Regions from separate parts of the Mus musculus genome. Here region 1 is linked to region 2. The links are chromatin contacts, found by Hi-C or POLR2A ChIA-PET in ENCODE. All regions are on one chromosome and are shown on one strand. Each heading gives the region's core, a stretch centred on a gene start or an enhancer-like site at or near the end of the contact. The rest is flanking DNA. Distances are from core to core; before and after follow the strand shown. Region 1 holds the start of Atxn2l (ataxin 2-like). Region 2 holds the start of Rabep2 (rabaptin, RAB GTPase binding effector protein 2).

Evidence for each region. Hi-C counts contacts between places; a loop is a spot of excess contacts on that map. ChIA-PET counts read pairs that join two places held with the same protein, here RNA polymerase II (POLR2A).
Region 1: a map of left cerebral cortex shows a loop between it and region 2 (4-fold over the local background). The contact joins the promoter of Atxn2l here to the promoter of Rabep2 in region 2. A Hi-C loop is called at or near these places in 1 of 37 maps with a recorded cell type or tissue (left cerebral cortex). POLR2A ChIA-PET finds 5 or more read pairs at or near these places in 3 of 5 experiments (Patski and embryonic stem cell).

Annotation. Positions count from the first base shown.
Region 1 is chr7:126,499,653-126,505,947 of GRCm38, reverse strand. It overlaps Atxn2l (ataxin 2-like), which reads left to right and starts at 2,511. Exons shown (of 22, transcript NM_001361487.1): 1 at 2,511-3,048; 2 at 4,490-4,526; 3 at 4,636-4,692; 4 at 4,774-4,845; 5 at 5,075-5,225; 6 at 5,695-5,819. The coding sequence starts at 2,756. 4930456A14Rik (a long non-coding RNA gene) reads right to left here and starts at 3,514. Exons shown (of 3, transcript XR_869939.3): 1 at 3,349-3,514.
Region 2 is chr7:126,425,571-126,432,530 of GRCm38, reverse strand. It overlaps Rabep2 (rabaptin, RAB GTPase binding effector protein 2), which reads right to left and starts at 3,764. Exons shown (of 13, transcript NM_030566.2): 1 at 3,375-3,764; 2 at 2,746-2,955. The coding sequence starts at 3,399.

The DNA.
Region 1 (6,295 bases), core at 1,262-3,761, 75 kb before region 2:
AGGCCCTGTCTCAATTTTTTTTTTTTTTGAGACAGGGTTTCTCTGTGTAGCCCTGGCTGTCCCAGAACTCACTCTGTAGACCAGGCTGGCCTTGAACTCAGAAATCCGCCTGCCTCTGCCTCCTGAGTGCTGGGATTAAAGGCGTGCACCACCACGCCCGGACCCTGTCTCAATTTTAAAAACAGATTTCAAATTCAAATGCTCATAGGGAACAACGGCAGCAGGCGGTAAATGGAGAGTGTGGGTCCTGCTTGCCTAACACGTCAATGAAACTCAAGAGGTCTTTTTTTTGTTTTTCGAGACAGGGTTTCTCTGTATAGCCACAACTGTCCTGGAACTCACTCTATAGACCAAGCTGGCCTCGAACTCAAGAAATGCACCTGCCTCTGCCTCCCAAGTGCTGGGATTAAAGGCATGTGCCACCACTGCCTGGCTTGAAGGGGTTTTCCTTAAAGATTTTCTTTTCTTTTTTTTTTTTTTTAAGATTTTATTTTCAATCATCCATGTGTCTGTCTGTGTGAGTTGATGCCAAGTTTGTAGGTACCTATAAAAAACAGAGGCAGTAAACCCTCTGGCGCTTGAGTTGCAGGCAATTATGAGCTGTCTGACATGGGTTCTGGGAATTGAACCCAGGTTCTCTGGAAAACAATACACATTTGTCATGGTTTGAATATGCTTGGCCCAGGGAGTGGCACTATTTGGAGGTGTGGCCTTGTTGGAATAGGTGGAATAGTCACTGTGGGTGTGGGCTTTAAGACCCTCACCCTAGCTGCCTGGAAGTCAGTTTTCCACTAGCAACCTACATGGTATGCATAATGCACTCAAGCACACACATGCCTACGATAAAATTTAAAAATCTGGGAGCTGGAGAGATGGCTCAGTTCCAGAGGACTTGGCTTTGATTCTCAGCAACACAATTGCATGGCTTCTTATCACTGTTAACTCCAGTCCCTGGGACCGGATACCTGCTTCTGGCCTTCAAGACCAACACACATACACACACACACACACTCTACACCAACATACCTGCAAGGCAAACCACCCACACATACATTTTTATTTTGTACACTGCTACCAAATGACCTATTTATCTTTCCCCTGCTCCTATACTTTTTAGGAAGTGTATGCCGACTCTCACCTGACCCACTGGCCTCAGACTAAATATTTGAGGATGACTTTAAATTAATTCCATTTTTCCGCTTATGATGGGTTATTAATCTGAAGTGTAGATTTGGACTCATCTGTACTGCTATATTCAATTTCTTAGTGTCTACCCAATCCTAGATTTAATTTTTGGATTATGTTATCAATAAAGGGATTTTAGGTTAACATTCCATGACAAAGTCTGGCTGTGCTGATTTATGTCTGAATCATAGCACTCAGAAGGCAGACAGATCTCTGTGAGTTTTAAGACCACCATGGTATACACAAGGAGTTAAAAGCCAGCTACAGCTATAGAGTGAGGATTTCAGGCTCCAATCAAGCTCCATTTTTTCGTATGTCCTGTCAGATCCATTTCGTCTGTATAGAAATCCATTTTCCTGCCCTCTGTGTTTTACCAAGTACCTTTGCTCAAATTATATAAATCTTCCACTAGCTTGAGCTTTGAGTGGCTTAGTTACCCAAAGCATGGACTTTTCCATCAACTTTTCCTTTTGAAACAGGGTCTGCCCAGCTGACCTGATATTTATTATACAATGCAGGATAGCCTCAAACTTTTGATCCTCCTACCTTCCCTTCCTAGTACTGGAATTAAAGTTCTGAAGCACCATAGCTGCCCTAATTTTGAATGAGGGCTGCCTTAATAGGCAAGCACTATACCACGGTTTTCTAACCGTGTCTTGCTATGCAGCTGGATTCTGTAATATACTCTTAGTCAGTCTGGCTTTCAGACGGCTTGTATTGCTACTGTTCAGGGGGTCGCTCTCCCTGAAAGAATCACTGAATTTCAATTTAGAATTGGGCACATTTGTTGGGATGCACATATGCTCAGAATAGTCATTCTGACGCTCATTAATATTTTAAAGCAGTTAAGATGGAGAGCAGCACCTTTAAAAACCCACCTGCCTTAAGTTACCTGTACTAGGTTTTTCCAGTCCTAGGGATTTTTTTTTTTCTCTTGCTCCCGAGACTCCGCCCACCGGTCACCCAGTGGCGGAAGAACCTCACGCTACGACGTGACACCTCACACCACCGCGGAGACTTTCTGACGTTACGCTGGCGGCGTGGGAGGGGCGGGTCCGCCGGCACTTCCCCTTCCCGGCTTTGGCCCCGCCCACCCTCGTTGTGAAGCAACCGCGGCCGCCAGCATTTAAGGTGGCTCAGAACCTAGAGGTGCGCTAAGCGCCTGCGCGGCTCCTTTTCCGCCCCAGGGGCTAGGCCGGTCGGAGCCACGGCTCGAGCCTCTCCTCTGTTCCGGAACTAACCGCCTGGCGGCGCTCCCCGCGCCCCTCCCCCGCCGGCGCTTCCGCCCGCGCTCCTCCCTCTCCTTCTCCAGCGACGCGCACGCGCGCCAGGCCGGCTCGCGCCCTCTCGCTGTCCACCGGCCCGCGAGATCCCCCCTCCCCTTCCGCCTCGCGGCGCTTCCTCGCGCCGCCGTCTTCTCGATCCACCCCTGACACCGCGGGGCTCCCCCCGCCCGCCAACGGCGGGTCCCCTGCTTGGCGATCTCTTTCGCTTCCCGCGCTCTCCAGCAGGGGCCCGGCCCCAGGCCCTCTTTCCCTTCCCTCTTATTTCTCTTCCGGACGCTGCCATCATGTTGAAGCCTCAGCCGCCACAACAGACCTCCCAACCCCAGCAGCCGCCCCCCACGCAACAGGCCGTGGCTCGCCGGTCTCCCGGCGGGACCAGCCCTCCCAACGGCGGCCTCCCGGGACCGCTGACCGCCACCGCGGCTCCCCCGGGGCCTCCCGCAGCGGTCTCTCCGTGCCTGGGGCCTGCAGCCGCTGCCGGCAGCGGACTTCGCCGCGGAGCCGAAAGCATCTTAGCGGCGTCAGCGCCGCCGCAGCATCAAGAAAGGCCAGGGGCAGTGGCTATCGGCAGCGTCAGGTGAGGACGGGGCTTCCTGGCTAGGGAGAGCCCGGGAGGCAGCGCCCCGGCTTGGAGCTGTTGAGGGGGCTCTTGGGGGCCCAGGACCCCGTGAAGGAGGGGGTGGACCCTCGTGCCAACAGGTCGGAGAGAAAGCTCTCCGGGAGGTCTCCAGGAGCCTGGGGGCAGCGCTCGGCTCTCTGGGCCTAGTCACCTCTTGGGGGTCTGGGCCCTGAGGGGAGGCGGGGCGCATCCCGCCAGCTCCGTCGGCAAAGGGTGTTGGGGGGGTTGAGGAGGTGATGGGGTCCCTAGCTCCATTACCACGAAGGATCTCGCGGTCCCCGGCTTCAGCCAATGGGGAGTCAGCTGCATGAAGGGGTCCCCGACTGTAGCCAATGGGGGGGGGGCGCGCGGCCCACAGTTTGGCCAATGGGGAGGGAGGGACTTGGGAGCGGATTGTTCCCTCCTCTTCCCGGTGTAGCCAGTGAGAGGGGGACGGGGTGGGCGGGGGCGCGGAAGCAGCGGCTACTGGGAAGACTGCGGGCTGGGAAGCTCCTGCGCGCGCGCTCCCCGGGCGTACGTGCGCGCGGATGCTGTCTTATGACTCGGGCATTGGCTTGCCCCGGTAACACGTAGAGCAGAGGCGGAGGAGGGAGGGGTTATTTGGAGGGTTTAGGGGCGTTTGGTGTCGGTGAGTGGGGAGTGGGTGCCCTCGGTTTTTCTCGGTGTGTCAATGCGATAGAAAGAGGCACTGGACGCAGGCGCAGTGGCTTCTGTTCTAGAGCGGGTGGTGGAGCGCGATGGGCTGTAGTGCGCAGGCGCAGACCGGGCGAGGCATCCCGGTGGATGGTTTTTGCGGCTGCGCGGTCCCCCAGCCCAGCCAACGGCCCCCTCCTCGCCCTCCTCAACTGCCGGTTACATCAGCCGTCGAGGAGCTGTGTTACCTGGCGTTTGGGGATCCCTTCAGAGTGGGTAACAGGCTGAATGAAAATAATGAGGGCGAAAGGGTGGGGTGTGGAGAATATACTTCTCCTGGGATTTGGAATCCAAGGCTCCTGAAAGCTTTTTTTCCTTTGGGAGGTAATGTGTCTAAGCTCAGAGGTGCTGCGTTTGGGATGCCCGGGCTTTCGCCTTCACAGCTGAAGTGTGCTGTTGGTTTAATACTATAGCAGTGGTTTATCGGAAGAGTGAAGGACTGTCCCTTAGAGGAAGTCAGGTTGTATTGCACTGACTGTTAGGAACATTTGACAGCTATTGTTTATTGAATATTTTGTTGACTTTTTTAAAATCTTGAATTCGGAGAAAATGTTTTAGCAGTTAATGCCTACTTTCTTCTTTAATGTGAGAACTTGAAAAGTCTTGCTTGTTAATCAGTCTATAGCCTAAATCAGCAAGTTGACCTGGTACATTGGTCTAGGGTTCACTACTAATTAAAACTATTTCTCTCTTTCTTTTTTAATAGGGGACAGACCACCGGAAAGGGACCCCCACAGTCACCCGTGAGTGCCTTCTTTTCCTCCTGTAAAGACACTCGGAAGACAGACAGTGTGGGACAATCTGAGAAGAGAGTATTCACCTGCTGCCCTTTACTTTTTTCTCGTGTGACAGGTGTTTGAAGGTGTCTATAACAATTCCAGGATGCTGCATTTCCTGACAGCTGTAGTGGTAAGTAACAGCTTTAACCTGGGTGTCTGAGGAATATGCTGTTTCAGTTTCTTAAAATGACTAAATGGTTCACCTTGCTAGGGTTCTACTTGTGACGTAAAGGTGAAAAATGGCACCACTTACGAGGGCATTTTCAAGACTCTGAGCTCAAAGGTCAGTGTACTCAAATTAGGAATTTCTGAAGCTGTGAAGGAGAGTGAGATTGAGAGTGTGTGTTGGGTGACAGCGGGCAGTTTTGAGGCTTTTGCTAAGTTCTCTGGTTGACATTGGGAAATACAGAGTGACATGGGCATTTGACGTTGAAAGACTAGAAAGCTTTAAGAGCGAATCCATCTTCTCCCTCTGATACTGACCCTGCCATGTTGGACTGGGGCTTTTGTAGTTTGAACTGGCAGTTGACGCGGTGCATCGGAAAGCATCTGAGCCAGCAGGTGGGCCTCGCCGGGAAGACATTGTGGACACCATGGTGTTTAAACCAAGCGACGTTCTGCTTGTCCACTTCCGAAATGTTGACTTCAATTATGCTACTAAAGGTATCGCTCTGAACTGTTGTGTCAAGAAGCTGACGAGAGCTAGCCCGCAGGTTGAACACGTTGACTTGATTTACTTTTCAGTAGAGGTGACTTGAGTTCTTGAGCACATAGCTTGATGCCTGATAGAGTCGAGTGAATGTGTCTAGCGGTGTAGGTACTCCTTTTTTCATGTTTTCAAGTTTAGCTTTTAGATTAGATTGGGGCTTTGTTTTTCTGTTGAGGAAGGAAGGGTCTTTGTATATATGGCTAGCCTCCTTAGACTGGCAGAGATCAAATTGCCTCTGCTTCTGAGTGCTCGCATTACCAGCATTCACCACCCCATCTAGATAGACCTGTTTCAATAGTTCTCCCTGCTCCCATAAACTAAATCTGGTGTTTCTTAGTTTCATTTTGTTAAACTGCATGGGGTGGGGAGTAAGGATGAGAAGTGGGCCCATCACCTGACTCTGTTGCTCCCCTCTGCCAACAGATAAGTTCACTGACTCAGCCATTGCCATGAACTCTAAGGTGAATGGAGAACACAAAGAGAAGGTGCTTCAACGTTGGGAGGGCGGTGACAGCAACAGTGACGACTACGATCTGGAATCCGATATGGTATGTTCTCCCTTCCTGAGAACAGGCGGGCTGAGTTGTGGTCAACATGGGTTGCTGATGTGGACGTTCATTATTTTCTGTTGGGCTATGTTTGTTCACTTTTGTTTTGAGGTTGTTCTTGGTCAGTTTTCCCATCCTCTGCATTGAAAACCATTAAAGTTTCTCCGTGGCAGCACTTGTAATTGTAGTAAAAAGTATAAGGTGGGCATAGTATAACCCATACCTCTAATCCAGCCTTGGGGAAGTTGTAGCAGAAGAATTGTGAAGTCCTGGACAATCTGGGCTACATAACAAAAAGTCTTTAAAGAAAAGCAGAGGAGAGAAATGGAGGTGTATAGGAGGACTATTGTATATATCCATGCTTCTTCATTCTGTTTCTTCGATGAGCTTAGAGTTCTAAATTAGTCTGACAAGGTGGGTCAGATAAAGGTGCTTGCCACCAAGCCAAGTGGTGAAAAGGAACAGATTCTCGCAGA
Region 2 (6,960 bases), core at 2,515-5,014:
TATCCCCCAAGTACTGAGACTAAGGAGTGCAGCACCTTGCCCAGCTCATTTACTTATTTTGGATTTATTTATGGGCTAGGAAAATAGTCCAGTAGATAAAGGTGCTTGCTGCCAAGACCAATAATCTGAGTTCCATCTCCAGGACCCACTCAGCAAAAGGAACTCCCACAAGTTGTCCTCTGTCAGGGTCACACACACACACACACACACATACACAAACTATATGAAACTTTTAGAGTTATTTTATTTCTGCCCGAGAGTGTTGGTGCAGGCCTTTACTCCTAGCACTCTGGAGGAAGAGGCAGGCAGATCTCTGAATTCCAGGCTAGCCTGGTCTACTACACAGAGAATCCCTGTCTTGAAAAAACAAAACATCACAACAACAACAACAAAAATCACACACACACACACACACACACACACACACACACACACACACACACACATTTAATTTTATTTGTGTAGGTGTGTGATCTTGTGCCAGGTCACACATGTGGAGGTTAGAGGATAATTTTCAGGGCTTGGTTCTGTTTCTGCTGTAAGGGTAGAGGTCAGAGACCAGCATGAGAGGAGGATTTCTCCTTCCACCTTGTGGGTTCTGGGGTTGTAAAGTCATCAGGCTTTGCCCACAGAGCTATCTCACTGGTCCCAGCCCACTAACTTAACATATACTAACATTAGATATAGAAGTTGCCAGACTTCCTGGGTTCAAATCTGCTGCTATGTGTCTATATCACTCTGTGAAAGTTAGCCTGTCTGTGTTTCTGTGCTTTTTCTGTAAACAGTCAGCTAATGACTCCTTTCTCAAAGACCTTGTTATAAAGATTATATACAGCCAAGGATGGTAGCTCCTACTCCAAACCCTAGTACCTGGGAGGCTGAAGCAGGTGGTTTACCTTTGAGTTCAAGGCCATACTGGACAATAAAATGAATTCTAGCTAGCTTTAGTTACAGTGGTAAGATCCTGCCAGTAGTGCTAGTGAGATGGCTCAGAGGTTAAAAGCATTGACTGCTCTTTCGGAGGTCATGAGTTCAAATCCCAGCAACCGCATAGTGGCTCACAACCATCGGTAATGAGAAACAAATAAAAAACCTACAGAGCAGGGGGCCAGAGCAAGAGGGAAGGGGGGGGGGAGATCCTGCCAGTAAAAACAAACAAACAAAAAATAAAACAGGGTTGGGGATGTAGTTCAGTTGGTAGAGTGTTTCCCAAGCATACACAGAGCCCTGGGTTAGATTCCCAGTATTGGATAAAACCCAGCGTGGTAGTACATGCCTTAATCCTGGGAGGTGGACATTCAGGAGTTTAAGGCCATCAAGATGGTTCAGTGGTTAACGGTGCTTGTCATGAAAGCCTGATGACTGAGTTCAATCTCTGTAACCCACAGAAAGGTGGGAAGAGAGAAATGAATCTGCAAAGTTGTCCTCCTGCCCAACATGTGTACCATGTCATGGTATGACACTCCTACATCTCAACACACACACACACACACACACACACACACACACACACACACATACACACACACACACACACACAGAGAGAGAGAGAGAGAGAGAGAGAGAGAGAGAGAGACCCTGAACTCAAGAAGGAGAAGAAGTTGTTGTTTGCATACAGAGTATGAGGCTGCCTAAGCCTTGCCTCAAAAGAAAAGAAAAGAAAAGGAAAAAAGCTTACTTTATAGAGTATTTAGCTCTGTCTCTGGCATATGGTAAGTGTTCAATAGAGAGCAGTCACTGTTACAACTTAGGCTATTCCTTTTTCTCTTGTGTGTGCACACTCACATAAGCCAGAGTCAGTATCAGGTGTCTTCCTTACTTGCTCCAACTTATTTTTTCCAATAAGGTATCTTTTTTTTTTTTTTTTTTTTTTTTTTTTTTTTTTTGAGACAGGGTTTCTCTGTATAGCCCTGGCTGTCCTGGACCCAATAAGGTATCTTATTGACTTTGGAGCGCTCTGTCTTGGCTGGCCAGCAAGCTATTGGGGATATGCCAATCTCCAACCTTCAGAGCTGGGATTACAGATAAAACTCCCAGGCCTGGTAGGATGGGAAGGGAATTTCAGGCCCTTTACTATGGAATCCAAGGTCAAGGGCAGACCATAGAGGGAGATCTGAGGGGCTGGAGCAGCAGTCCAATAGAGCATGCCATAGTAATACTACTGCCAGGAAACAGAGTAGGGGCAGGTCTGACATCCTTGAGGACACTCTAACCTCTGCCCAGAGGAGAACAGGAAAAGGCAGAGGACCTGGGACCAAGAAAGCTGGTGTCTCCCAATCCACAGAGGCCATGAGACAGAGGGGGAGAAGGAAGGAGATGCATGTATTTGTGTAGGGTGCTGTAGGGATACCTGGGAAGGAAGGGAAATCATAGGACTAAGCTCAGAGACAACAGGCTGAGTTTCGAGCCTCGAGGCCCAGAGGAAAATGAGGGTGGTTCAGAGAAATGCGAAGTTTCTGGCTCGTATTCTGGGCTGATCTTATGTCAGCAAGAACAAGAAATGATACCCATGGGTATCATGGGTAAAGATGATTGCTACACTTAGCTGTGACTGACAAGAGTTGCTGACAACACTTGTGGTGTTTCTCTGCAAAATAGAAAGGGGCACTCAGGTTCTGGGACACAGTCTTTTCTCTGTTGAGCTACCTGAAGCTCATCTGAAGCCCTCCTCGCCCTGCATTCCCTGCTAGAGGGGCGCAGGCAGACAGGCTGTCGGGTGGGTTGTGTTGGGAGCGGGTGCCTCACCTTTCAGGATGGCCTGCAGGGAGGCCACCTCCTCTTGGCACTGTCTCTGCACTGCAGCCACTGCCTCCGCCTTGGTGCTCTCGCTCACCTCAGCTACAGCCTTCATGGTTTCCATTTCTGCCAGGGCACCGGCCAGTTCGGCACGAAGCCGACTGAGCTCACTTGACTCGGATGCATCCTTTTGCTTCTCTTGGGGCTGGGGATCCAGCGCTGTGGGGAGCGGGGAGTGGGGGGGACAGTGACCAAGATTTATTCCCACGGCTTGCCGATCTCCTAACACCTCAGGCCACCCAGCAGTCCAGTAACCCAGTCCTACTCTCCATCTACAAGGACCTCATCCCATTCCCCTGGTCCTGCCCCTCCCGGAGTCCCAACTAACTTGGCTCGACCGTCCAATCCCTTCCAGTGGCCCCGCCTCGCCCCCTTACCTGCCCCACCCACAGACACACCCACCGTGTAGGCCACGCCCACCCCGGTGGGCGCTGTGCCCCGCCCCCTTCCCGAGCCTCCGCGCTGGCCGGCTGCCGCCAGCAGTCGCATTCGGCTCCGCCCCCAGCCCCCTGCTCCCCACGTGCGCAGCGGCGCAACTCCCGCACCGATTCCTGGCCGCCGGTGCCCCCGATTCTCACCTAGGGTTGCTGGCGCAGCTGCCATCGTCTCAGCCCAAACGGCGGATTCCCGCACTCACTGGTGATGGCACTCCCGCTTCCGGGTCCGCTCGGCTGTTTCCGGATCCGCTCGGCTGTTTCCGGATCGGCTCTGCAGGGGCCGCGGGGGGTGGGAGGGCGGGATGGTCAAGAGACGCCGACTGCACTCGAGTGGACGCGCGGCCTGGATCCCGCCTTTCTTGCAGCCTCGTGGGACCGCCCCCGCGCTCCCGCGCTCCCTGGAAGCTCCGAGGGCTTCGGGTCTGCGGTAGTCTTCTCTGGTGCTGAGGATCTGCTGAGGCTCCACTCGAGGCCACCTCCTGGAACGCCTGGTCTTAGTCCTAGAGGACGCTGCGCGCGGCCTCCTCCTTCCCTCCGCCCGGCCGCCCTTCCGCCGTAACCCGACTCGCGTTACTGCGAAGTGTGCCCGGCCCGCCCAGCATCTCCGCCCCGCGGGCCAGGGCTGGGTTGGCGTTCTGAAGCTTGGCGCAGTCAGTGGCAGAGGTGCGAAATCTACGTGTCTCCAATCCCATTTTCATATGGCTTCCTGCAAATCTCTTTCTCCACTCCCAGGGCTGTAAATCTTTCAGCCTGGGTCTGGGTCAATCTCTCATTATGTATGACCTCTCGCTTTGGAGAGTCACAGCAATTCAAACAAGTACAGAGCCTGGGTCCCCCTGCCTCCAAACCGGTTTTCTATAAAAGACTTTGAACCTGGAAGTCCTTGATTCTTTGTGGTCTCCTTGGAATGCACACCAGTGTACTTATACCAGGATGCCTTCCTCATTTCTCCAGCACTAACACCCAATCGTAGTACCCATCACGCCTGAACTAGCAAGATAACCCTTATCTCCTCCTCCTATGTGCCTACTGGTGGGCTTTTAGTGTTAGAGGGAGCCCACTACAGATTATCCCCAGACAGCCTGTGGTGGTTTGAAAATGCTTGGCCCAGGGAGTGGCACTATTTGGAGGTGTGGTTTTGTTGGAGTGGGTATGGCCTTCTTGGAGAAAGTATGTCACTGTGGGTGTGGGTTTTAAGACTCCCTCCCGACCCCCACCCCCGGCTGCCTGGGAGCCAGTCTTCTGTCTTCAGAACAAAATGTTGAACTCTCAGCTCCTTCTGCATAATGTCTGCTTGGATGCTGATATGATCCTGCCTTGAAAAATCTCATGAAAGAGATTTATTGGAGGGTCCTGGGTGTGAAGAACAAATCCAGGGGTGGCTGCCCTCTGTTCCCAGGAGCAGACAGCACGGAATTAAATAGAGGGCAGAGCTTAGATAGGATTTCTTAGGGGTGGAGCTTTTCAGGGCAGAGAGTTCCAGATTAAGGATTGGTGGGATTTCAAGTCCTGACTTTGGGGAGCTCAGGGATTGGTGGGGTTTTGCGGGAAGCCCAGAGATTGGTGGGTTTCCCTGCTTAAGGATTGTTGACTCCCCCCCCCCCCCCCCCCGCCTTCCTTTTTTCCTGCATCTAGGCTATGGGTTAAGGTAGGAAGTCCTTCCTGGCCACAGCCGGCTTTTACTGAGGCACCACCTCTGTAGGGCCGCTGGCGAGGCTGGAGAGCTCCTGCTGTAGTAATTCACCAAGAGTGTAGGCCGAGGCAGGAAAGGCGTTACCACCGTGGACAGCTCCTGCTGAGGTGGGGGCGGGGGTAAGGAAATGCATCCGAGTGGACAGCTCCTGTGATGGCTGCAGGCTGAGAAGGCCTCCTCCCTGCCACCATTTTGACAGGAGCTGGCATTTTTGATAGCTTCTGCGAGGGCATTTTATTGTGGCTGGGGTTGACTGCCGCTTTGACATCTTTTGCGGGATGCCATTGAGGGACTACATTGTGGGTAAAAGTATTTGCTGTGGGAGCCCGATGACATCGTTTACAGCTTCAGCACCCACAGCAAAGCAGATTTCCTCTTGGTTACAGGCTAGCCTTGTAGAGGAATTTTAATCCAGCAACCTGGCTGCTCTGGCAAGGAATCACATCCAAAGATCTAGGTGTAAGTTTTATTCTATTTTTTTTTCTGTATATTCAGCGACTTTTAGTGGTTTCTTCATACACTCTTCTCCTGGCTCCTTACAATATCTTCTCAGCCGGGCATGGTGGCGCATGCCTTTAATCCCAGCACTCGGGAGGCAGAGGCAGGCGGATTTCTGAGTTCGAGGCCAGCCTGGTCTACAGAGTGAGTTCCAGGACAGCCAGAGCTATACAGAGAAACCCTGTCTCGGAAAAAAAACAAAACAAAAAACAAAAACAACAACAATATCTTCTCTGTTCAGCTCTGCTTCTCCTGTCTCAGCTGTCACCAGCTATCTTCTCACTTAGCTCTCTGACCCTATTTGTCTGCCTACTGGAAGCTTCTCTCTACTATCTCTGAATCCTATTCCTGAACCCTACTCCAAGCTCTCAGCCCTGCTGGATTTCTATGACCTCTCTTGTTCCCAGAATTCTAAGAGGCAACTGACACTGAAGGGCAGAGAGTCCTTTAAAGGGTCAGGCACATAAATCATGCTACACCTAGGTCTGTGTGATCTGACTGGAATGACACACCTTTAATCCCTCAGGCTGGAATACAGATATACCCTTAGTATACACCTTTAATCCCTAACAATGCAGAGAAAGTTTGAAGAAGGGAGCAGCCATGTTTGGAAGTGACATCTAATTGAGAGGTAAGTGGTGAATCAGAGAAAGATTTGACAGAATGAGTCAGAGATATGATATGCCTAACTCTCACCAGAACAGCCCAGGGAAGAGAGCAGAGTTGAATTGGTTCTATGCGTGCAGTAGAGTTCAGGCAATGCAGTTGAATTCAGTTGAGTTGAATTTAGTGCAGTTGGTGCAGTTCAGTTGAATGTAGTTGAGTTTGTGCAGTTCCATTCAGTTTGTGTGGTCAGTGAAGTTCAGTTTGTGGAATTCAGAGACAGTTTTTCCAAGCAATTATGTCAGAAGCCAAGAGAAGCCAGACTGAATCAGTCAGACTGTTCAAAGGCTCCAAGCCCAGGCCCAGGGATACTTAGAACAGAGAAAGAAACACTCTGGCTCAGCCCAAGGAGTATATATAGGCACAGCTTGGATATGACTCTCATCTCATCCCTTCATCTGAGGAGATGAAAGTTACTTTTACAAGCCTGATCTACATTACAAGTATTCCAGGCCAGTCAGAGCTAAGTAAGTCACTGTCTCAAAAAAATAAAACCATTAGTTTCCTTTTAAAGGAAATATGTCAGCAGTTGCAGTGGTGTAGGAATGTAAGATCCCACTGGGAAGGCTGAAGCAGAAGAAGTGGAAATTCTGGTCTAGCCTTAGTTACATAGCAAGACCCTGCCTCAAAAACAACCCCCCTCCCAAACCCAGATGCTTAGTAGCTCAGGTCTGTAAGTCTAGGACTTGGAAGATGGTGGCAGGAGAATCAAGATTCTAAGGGCATCATGAACTGCATAGGGAGTTTGAGGCCAGCCTGAGTAACATAAGACTCTTGAAAGATAGAAAGAAAGAAAGAAAGAAAGAAAGAAAGAAAGAAAGAAAGAAAGAAAGAAAGAAAGAACAAAAAGTTTAACAACAAAAAAACACCAAA